Linked DNA regions of Homo sapiens: region 1 is linked to region 2. Evidence: chromatin loops called from intact Hi-C (ENCODE). Cell type or tissue: CD4-positive, alpha-beta T cell. All regions are shown on one strand.

What was found. Peaks named below come from ENCODE experiments on the same cell type or tissue, not always from the same donor. Only the 100,000 strongest peaks of a DNase experiment are listed, where the experiment ranks them.
Region 1: a loop joins it to region 2, with 4 times the contacts of the local background. A loop is called at or near these places in 2 of 110 quality-filtered maps.

Annotation. Positions count from the first base shown.
Region 1 is chr11:46,111,709-46,114,208 of GRCh38, forward strand. All of the region lies in intron 1 of PHF21A (PHD finger protein 21A), which reads right to left. Among named protein-coding and RNA genes, the nearest start is that of PHF21A, 8.5 kb to the right of the region's middle. In CD4-positive, alpha-beta T cell, no CTCF peak of the experiment used is centred here; a DNase peak (open chromatin) is centred at 1,463.
Region 2 is chr11:46,592,672-46,595,171 of GRCh38, forward strand. AMBRA1 (autophagy and beclin 1 regulator 1) reads right to left here and starts at 1,352. Exons shown (of 18, transcript NM_001387011.1): 1 at 1,157-1,352. RefSeq lists enhancers at 1,104-1,604, 1,107-1,536. In CD4-positive, alpha-beta T cell, no CTCF peak of the experiment used is centred here; a DNase peak (open chromatin) is centred at 1,400; H3K4me3 peaks cover 1,807 bases; H3K27ac peaks cover 1,242 bases.

The sequences.
Region 1 (2,500 bases), 480 kb before region 2:
TCAAACAGCCAAAAGGAACCAGCCATGCAAATAAAAATACAAGTTCAAGAGCCTAAAAGAAGTCAGTGTCCTAAAAGAGAAAATTAATGTAAAGAATTAAGATTTTTTGAAACTACACTTTCTTTCTGGGGCTGTTTACTGGCCTCCAATACATCAATCCTGTAACACTGTGAACTACAGTGATAGATTGGTACATGCTTCTAAACACAACAGAATTTTTCCAAGGTTACATACACTGTAACAAAAGGGGCATTTTGCAGCATCTTATTTTCCTTAATCAACTAGTTTGGATATTCTAACAGTGCAAACATTGTAAACAATAAATTTTCATTACCTTTTGAACTTTCTGAAGTCAACCAAAGGCTTGTGGTATGGATGCAATGAGTACTAGACAGGCAGAGCTGAATACTAGTCAAAATATTCAGTTACTGGTGTGATAGTCCTTTTGGGGGCATACATCACTTAGGGAGAAACTGAGGTGCAAGGACATTTTACACACAGCAAAAACATTCTCAGGAATTTGTCACATCATTACCATAAGCCAAAAATCTCAAGGTCTTAGAACAGCCTGAGCTTCTGATCAAATTATATTGTAAAAAGAGAGGAAAAAAATGTGAAGCGTGCTATTTTTTAAAATAACAGTAACTACTACTACTGCTGCTGCTGCTAATTCTAAACGTTTACTGAGCCCTTATTATGTGCCAAGCACCGTGCTAGGTACGGTCATAGATTTTAACAATTAATCCCTGTAACAACCCTCTGATATTAGTTAATAAAATTAAAGTAGAATCCTCACCAAAAAAATTTAAACTTTCCAAATAAAAATATAAATAAATTATTAAAGACATTTCACCTCTTTCTCTGCCTCAGACTACATTTTCAAGTATTAAATTTACACTAAAACCACATTTATTTTCAGGAATTCCAGTTAAAGCGTACAGATATTCAAGATGTTGACAATTATTACAGAAGAATCACAGAACTCTGAAATTAAATACTGGCACAGAAAACCTTCCATCCAACCTTACGGAACAACTATCCCCATTTTAAAAAAAAAGGAACAGCATATATATCAGGCTTGATAATAAGAGGCTTCTCATGCCCACACTAGCAATGAATGATGCCATAATTATAAAGAGACCTGTATCGCCACATGCATAAAAATAATTTACATCTGCTAAGTCAAGTTTTCAATATATTATTTTGTGTGTAAACCTTATAGTAGCTGATAAAAAATACAATAAACTAATCTAAGGTAAACTAAAACACTAGGTTGTTTCTGAAGACTCACTTTAGAATTTGAGCAGCATAATAATCATAATATTAGTAATCAAACTACTTAGCAGAAAGTTCTTAGAGGGCTGGGAAGCTGTGTATAATAAAATGGAGCAGACAAGAAGGAAGGGTTTTCCGTACTGTTTAAATCAACTACAGGTCCCAGCATGCAGTGCTCTAATCTGAAGTTAAGCAAAAACTGCAATGCATACTGGGACTTGTAGTAAGTAAACCACGTTATCACAGCAAGTTTCAAGAAAGTCTGAACTATCTAGCACAATTTGACTATATCTTATTATCAGAGTCTAATCAAATTTAAATCAAATTTGTATGTTCTCTGATGTGGCACACAGTTTCTCTAGCACATACCGGAAAAAGTATCAATATTTAGACCAACATTTTCACATTAGAAAAATCTTACGTAGGAGAAGCACAGAAAAAAATGCTGAAAAAGCAAAAAAACTTGATGAATAAAAAATATAATTTTTGAAATAGTTTTTTAAAGTTTGAATGGATCCATTTCAACATTCTCTAATCCTCCCCCACAAAAAGTTTAATTGTTTTGGCCGGGCGCGGTGGCTCACGCCTGTAATCCCAACACTTTAGGAGGCTGAGGCGGGTGAATTACGAGATCAAGAGATCGAGACCATCCTGGCCAACATGGTGAAACCATCTCTACTAAAAATACAAAAATTAGTTGGGCGTGGTGGCGCACGCCTGTAGTCCCAGCTACTCAGGAGGCTGAGACAGGAGAATTGCTTGAACCTGGGAGGTGGAGGCTGCAGTGAGCTAATATCGCACCACTGCACTCCAGCCTGGTGACAGTGTGAGATTCATTCTCAAAAAAAAAAAAAAAAAAAGTTTAATTGTTTTAACAGGTTGCTTTTTAACAATTATTCAAGATGTATTTTATAAATAATTTTTCTTGAAGAAAATTCTCAGAAGCAAACATTCCCCATATTCTAATATTGCCCACCAGGAAATAATTTTTTTAGTAATACGCACACACCCCATCACAAAAACAAACAAAAAACACTGAAGTTCTGCTTTTGTCAAGTCCTTACTCAATATTTATGCCCTCCATTCCTCACCTCTAATTCCCTACACACACACACACACACGCACACATCCCCACACACACACGCTTCTACAAAGAACACTTAGAAAAACAGTATTCCAACTACAAGCCCACTTCTCTCATCCACTGACCTCTTCTGAAAACACA
Region 2 (2,500 bases):
CGCTTGAACCCGGGAGGCAGAGGTTGCAGTGAGCCAAGATCGCGCCACTGCACTCCAGTTTGGGCGACAGAGCTAGCCTGTCTTAAAAAAAAAAAAGAAAAAAGAGAGACAGACTCCTTGGGTTTCCATTGGATACTCCCCAGAAAGCAGACCCTCACAGGACAAGCGTTTGCCTTCAAAGTCTTGACCATCCTCTACTAGACTCTAACCTCTAACCACAAACACCATAGTTATAAGATTTCCAAAGAGGCTGGGGAGAAGGAGGATAAATCAACCAGGAAACAATGTAGACAACAAGGTTATCAGGAAACAAAGTAGACAACAAGGTTATCAGGAAACAAAGTAGACAACAAGGTTATCAAGAAACAAAAAGAAACTGTCATTGCTACACTAGTTAAAATGATACAGACTTTGAAAAGCAAAACAGCCAAGAAACCACATGGTTCCTTTACTTCTGAAGCCTCTTGTGACAGGATCTATATTCCTAACAGTCTATATTCCTAGGAAAATTGGGATCACAGACGATCAAACAATAACTCACTGTTTTCATAACTTGACTGGTAAGTGGGGGGAAGGGAATTGGTAAACGACAAAAAGTGACTTACAGTGAATTTAATGATCTGTTGGGGATATGTGGGGAAGTCACGTCCCAGACATCAGCCTCAGTTTACCCACCCAGAAAAAGGCGAGAACATAACACTTCGCTCAGAAGAGCCAGAGGGCCTTGTTCCATAAGCCTCCACCTACTCAAAGGTCCCTTCAAAGGCTGGACTCAGTAGGGGTCCCCAGTGCAATTGAGGCATGACACCCGGAGACTTCGGGGTGGGGGGAAAAGGAGAAAGGAAGGAGGGTCAAAGTGCGCAAAGCTCTATCGGTTCCTGGAAAGCCATTTTCGCCACACACTGGGGGTGCCCTAGACCCAACATCTCCTCCCTAAAGAACCACACCGGGAAGCCCCAGCAACTCTCCCTCCTTTCGGCTTCTCCCTCGGTTCCGGGCTGCCCCTCCGGCCGCGCCCCTCAACGCAGTCCGGTAGCCCCTCCTCTGGCAGTGTCACGGCGGCCGGCCAGCCTGCCCACCCGCCGGCGCCAAGGTCTTCTCAACCCCGCGGCGGAAGGATGCCGGGCTGGGCCTCCCAGGCTCCTCCTGGGCCTACCTGCAAGGCAGACGGGAGCTCGGTTTGCAGTCCAGCGAACGGGCTGAGCCACAGGGAAAAAGAAAGAGGAGACAGGAATAAAGGAAGGGGTCCGTTCTACCGACCGGCAGGAGAAGGCGGCTTGAGCGCGGGGCCTCGCGGACAACTCAGCCCTCGACCCGGCGCCGCCGCCGCTCAGGAGACATCAAGCAAGAAGACGGCGCAAAAGATCACCGAATACAAGAACGCCCCAGACATCAAAGGAGGAACGCCCAAGCAATCGTTCAAGGAACCACAGCCGAGCGCCGAAAAACAGCTCAACTCCTACTCAAGGTCCGGCTCCTGTCTGAGGCGTAAATAAACAAACCCAGATCATAAGCCACGGGTTAAAAAAGAGCCTGCACTTCTGCCATTTTCTGTGGGTCGCCGGCTGTTAAAGTTCTTTAGAGAACTGGAGTTTCTCGTGAATGTGTTGAAGATCAAATCATAGCGCAATAACACTTGTTGTGTAACTATAGTCCCCCAACTGTTCTATGGACTCCCAACACTCTTTATCCCAATTGAGCAAATTAGTTAACCTCATTTGACCCTTAGTTTCCTAACAGAGCAGTGAGGGGAATTAAAAATCATAGAGACAGAAAACGAGAGAGAATTCAAGCTGAGGAACAAAATGAACAGTCTACGTAAAAGCTCCAGTTTAGTCCCCACAAAGCATGACCAAGAGAAGCTGGGAAAACCCAGAATTATGTAGCCTGACCTTAAGGCAGGGGGAAAAAAAGCACACGGATTGCTTTTCTCTTTTATTTTCTTCCAAAGGCCTAGAGCCACAGGTGTGCTTCTTACATAATAAGCAAAAGTCTCTTTGGGTTCAGAACCTGATAAAGTGTTGACATTTTCATCACCACAACAATGGCTTTTTTCTGTAGTCTCTTAGTTGATAAATGAATATGCTCAGCACAAATATGGATTAATATGTACATCCTAGATGTGATTCAATAAATCACAAAGATCACTGCAAGTATGGTTACCAATTGTGAGCAATCATAGTCTACCTTACCTGCTCCTAGGGAGGTTTACACCCTTCCCCACTACTCAGAGAGGAAGGGTGTAAAAAGGAAACAAGATAGTCCCAGTTTGTCGGGCGCAGCGGCTCACGTCCATAATTCCAGCACTTTAGGAGACGAGGCTGGTGGATTGCTTTGAGCCCTGGAGTTCAAGACCAGCCTGGGCAACATGGTGAGACTCCAGTCTCTATAAAAAAAAAATAAATAAATACAAAAAGTTAGCCGGGCCTGGTGGCTCCCGCCTGTAGGCCCAGCTACTCGGGAAGCTAAGATGAAAGGATATCCTGAGCCCGGGAGGTGG